2 separate regions of the Homo sapiens genome follow, and region 1 is linked to region 2. The links are chromatin loops, found by intact Hi-C in ENCODE. Cell type or tissue: transverse colon. All regions are shown on one strand.

Evidence for each region. Hi-C counts contacts between places; a loop is a spot of excess contacts. Peaks named below come from ENCODE experiments on the same cell type or tissue, not always from the same donor. Only the 100,000 strongest peaks of a DNase experiment are listed, where the experiment ranks them.
Region 1: it touches region 2 in a loop (2.6-fold over the local background); 27 of 110 quality-filtered maps call a loop at or near these places.

What each region holds. Positions count from the first base shown.
Region 1 is chr6:35,561,175-35,563,674 of GRCh38, reverse strand. LOC124901310 (a long non-coding RNA gene) reads left to right here. Exons shown (of 2, transcript XR_007059562.1): 2 at 147-540. Among named protein-coding and RNA genes, the nearest start is that of LINC03135, 19 kb to the right of the region's middle. In transverse colon, no CTCF peak of the experiment used is centred here; no DNase peak of the experiment used is centred here; H3K27me3 peaks cover 200 bases.
Region 2 is chr6:35,511,503-35,514,002 of GRCh38, reverse strand. TULP1 (TUB like protein 1) reads left to right here and starts at 1,107. Exons shown (of 15, transcript NM_003322.6): 1 at 1,107-1,191; 2 at 1,313-1,364; 3 at 1,733-1,823; 4 at 2,197-2,355. The coding sequence starts at 1,145. In transverse colon, no CTCF peak of the experiment used is centred here; no DNase peak of the experiment used is centred here; H3K4me3 peaks cover 641 bases; H3K27me3 peaks cover 1,914 bases.

The DNA.
Region 1 (2,500 bases), 50 kb before region 2:
TATCAGCTTATCCCCTTATAAAACGCTATATGGGCTACCTTATGTACATTCCACTACTGACATTCCTACATTTAAAACAAAATGTCAGTTCCTCAAAAATGATATACTTGGTCTATCTTCCACTTTCTCTTCTCTTAAAACCAAAGGTCTCTTAGCACAGGTGCTGCCCCTGGAATTCCCAGAACATCAACATCAGCTCCCGTCCTCATCAAAGGGTGGAAAAAAGGAAAGCTTGAACCAGCTTGGGAAGGACCTTATCTAGTGCTCCTGGCCACTGAAACTGCATCCGAACAGCAAAAAAAGGATGAACTCATCATACTCGAGTGAAAAAACATCACCACCTCCGGAGTCACGGGCTACTGTTCCAGGGGAAAGTGCTACCTAACTAAAGCTAAGAAAAACCCAACCCTCCTCATGAAGAGGAGACCCTGAAGGATCTCCAAAACCAAAGAAAGTTAGCCTCTATCAATAAGTACCTTTGCCCCTCCAAAATAAACAAAACTGCCTATAATAATAAAACTTGTACCAGATGTGCACAAAGCGCGGGGTGGAGGTTCTGTTATGGTTAGGGAGATGAACTCTGGACCACGAAATATCAAGGCTAGACCTCCCCAGGAGGAAGCTGCATTAATCTAAAGCCCGATATCCACCTTACCAAAGGCATAACTCCCCCTAATTGTCAGCCTCAGCAGTGTAACCCTATACAAATCTTCATCACTGTCCCCACCTCCACTGATGCTAACCCCACTCTAAGCCATTTCTGTGGCCTAGAAGCTAATTTTCATTCTGGGACAGACCCAATAGGATCTTTTGAAATGTGCTTCATTGATCCCCCACCCCCTTCCCTTTCTCCTTCTCCAGAGCCTTCTTTCATTCAGACTGTTATTTTTTCCAATAACAAAGCCATAGTCGACATTACAAATATTAGAGATTTAAAACAAACTTTAGCAGTCGAGACAGGATACCAAAATGCAAATGCCTGGTTGGAATGGGTTAAATATTCTGTTTGCACACTAAATAAAAACAACTGTTACACTGGTGCAACAGACAGGCCAGAGGCTCAAATAGTCCCTTTCCCTCTTGGATGGTCTTCTAACGAACTGGGCATAAGCTGCATGGTAAGTTTCTTCCAAAACTCCACAACCTGGGGCAGCAAGCCACACAAGACTCTCATTGCTATTCCCCAAAGTCAAAGGCTCTGTGGATCAGCCCCCAGGGGCCACCCGGCCTCCAGCCTCAGATGTTAATTTTACCTCGGGTCTCTCACGGCAGGGGGAGAAATTAATGTCTCTCAAAGACCTAAAATGGTGCAGTGAGACTAAGCCTTTCCAAGAACTTACCAGTCAAGCTGCCCTTACTCACTCCCGAGCAGACGTATGGTGGTATTGCGGGAAACTACTATGAAGTTCTCTGCCGAGTCACTGGAGTGGCACTTGTGCTCTCGTTCAATTGGCCATCCCTGTCACCCTGGCATTCCGCCAACACAGTAAGCAAGAAAGTCAGAACCGAGTTAAAAAAAAAAATAAAAAGCACTCCACTGGATCTTCTAACCCTCACATTTATATAGACGCTATTAGAATTCCACAAAGAGTACCAGATAACTTTAAAGCCCAGAATCAAATAGCTGCAGGGTTTTAATCTGTGCTGTTTTGGTGGTCAACTATAAACAAAAATGTAGATTAGACAAATTACGTTTATTACAACCAACAACGATTTGTTAAGTATACTAGAGACACTATTAAAGGGATAGCTGGACAATCAGGACCCACCAGTCAAATGGCCTGGGAAAACAGAATAGCATTAAACATAATACTAGCGAAAGAGGCCGGAGTCTGTGTCATGATTAAAGTCCAATGTTATACTTTTATCCCTAATAACACAGCCCCCGACAAAACAATAACAAAGGCTTTGCAAGGCCTAACCTCCTTATCCAACAAGTTAGCAAAAATTCTAGACTAAACGGCCCTTTCACAAATTTAATGGGAAATTGGTTCGGCAAACGGAAGGGACTTATGTCCTCAATCCTCACCTCTCCTACCATCAAAATAGGGTTCCTTATTCTTGTAGGATGCTGTATCATACCCTGTGCCCGAGGATTAATGCAAAGGCTTATTAAAATAGCTCTCATGAACATGGCTATACAAATATCTCCTGGAGACCTTGCTTTTAATTCTTTTGGTTCTGCGCCCACAAGTAGAATTGCTGGATCAAAGGGTAACTCTATTTTTAATTTTTTGAGGAATTGTCATACAGTTTCCACAGCAGATGCACCATTTTACACTCCCACTAACAGTGCACAAAGGTCCCAATTGCCCACGTCCTCACCAACACTTGTTATTTTCTGTTTTGTTTTTAGAGCAGCCATTCTGGTGAGTGTGAGGTGTTATCCCTTTGTGGTTCTGATTTGCATTTGCCTGGAAGTTAGCGACGTGGAGCATCTCTTCATATGCTTATTGACCATTTGTGTATCACCTCCAGAGAAATGTCTATTCAAGTCTTT
Region 2 (2,500 bases):
TATGGATTTACTGTAATTAGCCAGGATCGTGCCACTGCACTCCAGCCTGGGTGACAAGAGCAAAATTCTGTCTAAAACAAAACAAAACAATACCACAAAAGCATGTCCCCTATCAGTGAAAAAAGAAAAAGAGTTAAGGGTATACCTCCAATACAGACATATTCTTTTTTTTTTTTTTTTTTCTGAGATGTAGTCTTGCTCTTTTTGGCCAGGCTGGAGTGCATTGGCAAGATCTCGGCTCACTGCAACCTCCGCCTCCCAGGTTCAAGTGCTTCTCCTGCCTCAGCCTCCCCAGTAGCTGGGACTACAGGTGCCCACCACGATGCCCAGCTAATTTTTTATTTATTTATTTATTTATTTTGAGACGGAGTCTCACTCTGTTGCCCAGGCAGGAGTGCAGTGGCATGATTTCCGCTCACTGCAAGCTCCGCCTCCCAGGTACACGCCATTCTCCTGCCTCAGCCTCCTGAGTAGCTGGGACTACAGGTGCCTGCCGCCATGCCCGGCTAATTTTTGCATTTTTAGTAGAGATGAGGTTTCACCATGTTAGCCAGGATAGTCTCGATCTCCTGACCTTGTGATCCGTCTGCCTCGGCCTCCCAAAGTGCTGGGATTACAGGGGTGAGCCACCGCACCCGGCTAATTTTTGAATTTTTAGTAGAGACTGGGTTTCACTGTGCCGGCCAGGCTGGCCTCGAACTCCTGACCTCAAATGATCCACCTGTCTCAGCCTCCCAAAGTGCTGGGATTACAGGTGTAAACCACCGCACCTGGCTCTAGTTCTTATTTTTTGTGAGAAATAAAGATAAATACAGGATCCAGTCTAATGTTTTCTTCCACATCCCATTGACAAATGACTAATCGGCCCCTCTCACCCCAAGCTTCTGGGGGCTTCTCGGGGCAGGTGGAGCTGGTGGCCATCCTGCAGGCTGCTGGGGATCTGAGAAGAACTGGAGTTGAGATTCTTCCCCCAGTGGCCTGGGCCTAGCAGGGGAGGGTCGTGGGCTGTAGCACCTCCCACAGCGCGGCCAGGCCTCCACTCCTTGAGCAGGGGGAAGGGGGGTGAAGTTGAGCCGAGATTAGCAGGAGTCGGGAGGGAGGCTCCTAGACCTGCAGAGAAAGGGGTGCGATAGGCAAAGGCACCATGCCTCTGCGGGATGAAACCCTCCGAGAGGTGTGGGCCTCTGACAGGTCTGGAAGGCCCCCAGTTCGTGGCACCTGAACCCTGGGGGGCCTAGATGGAGGGATGGGGAGTGGGTGGGATGGGGAGGGAAGGGGAAGGGAGACAGGCTGATCCCTTTGCTACCCTCAGTGGGCATGAAGAAGAAAGCCTGAGCCCGGAGGCCCCGCGGCGCCCCAAACAGGTATGCCACCCCACTTGGAAAGGAAGCAGAAAGATGTCCCCGCTGTGCGTAAACCCACGCAGGGTAGGGGGTCTAGGGGTGGGACAGGTCCCCCTTAGCAGGGTCTGGGGGTTGCATGTCTGGAGATCTGGGGGGAGAAAGGGCTGTTTGGGGACTTGGGGTTTCCAGGGAAGGAATAGGGACTTTGGAGCATTGGATATGGCCACGATGCATGGAAGGGGTCATCCTGCCTCACTCCAAGAAGGGGGCTGCAGTTCCCCCCGGATAATCTGCGGTTATTTCTGGCGGCTCAAGGGATTAGAGGGGGATGGGCGGGCCTCAGCGCCCCCCTTTCCTTCCTCGACCTCCTCTTGACCCCCGTTCCGCAGCGACCCGCCCCGGCACAGAGGCTAAGGAAGAAGAGGACGGAGGCCCCCGAATCCCCCTGCCCCACGGGATCCAAGCCCCGGAAGCCCGGAGGTGGGCGGGGTGCAGAGCCCGGGTGGACCCCCAGGGTGTGGGCTGCGGAAGGGAGGGGCTTGAGGGCCGGCGCGGGTGTCGCCGAGCCCTGGAACGGGGTGGGGGAGGAGGGGGCGGGGAGTGATGAGAGGGGAGGGATTGGGGTTGGGGTTGGGGTTGGGGTTGGTGTAGAAGGGGGTGGCGTTGGGGTAGAAGGGGGTGGGAAGCTGAATGGAAGCCGGGGAGAAGTGTTGAAAGTGGAAACCCAAGCCCAGGGGAGATCCCTAGGGTGAGGAGCCCGAGGGGGTGCGCCCAGGCTTGGGGGTAGCGGGTAGAGGCGCTGCCTCGCGGACCCGCGGATGGGACCCTGTCTGAACCCCGCATCTCGGCTCAGCTGGGCGGACGGGGAGGCCGCGGGAGGAGCCTTCCCCAGACCCAGCCCAGGCCCGGGCGCCGCAGACGGTCTACGCCAGGTTCCTCAGGGACCCCGAGGCCAAGAAGCGCGACCCCCGGGAAACCTTTCTGGTAGCCCGTGCCCCAGACGCGGAGGACGGTGAGAGAGGGCCCCAGGGACGCGGGTGAGGGGGCGGTGGAGCTAAGGAGAGAAGGGGCTGGCTGGACGGGAACGGCCCAGAGAGGCAGAAAACAACTGTAGTCAAATAGCCCCCACTTTTCTGGCCTTATCTTTGAGCCAGGTA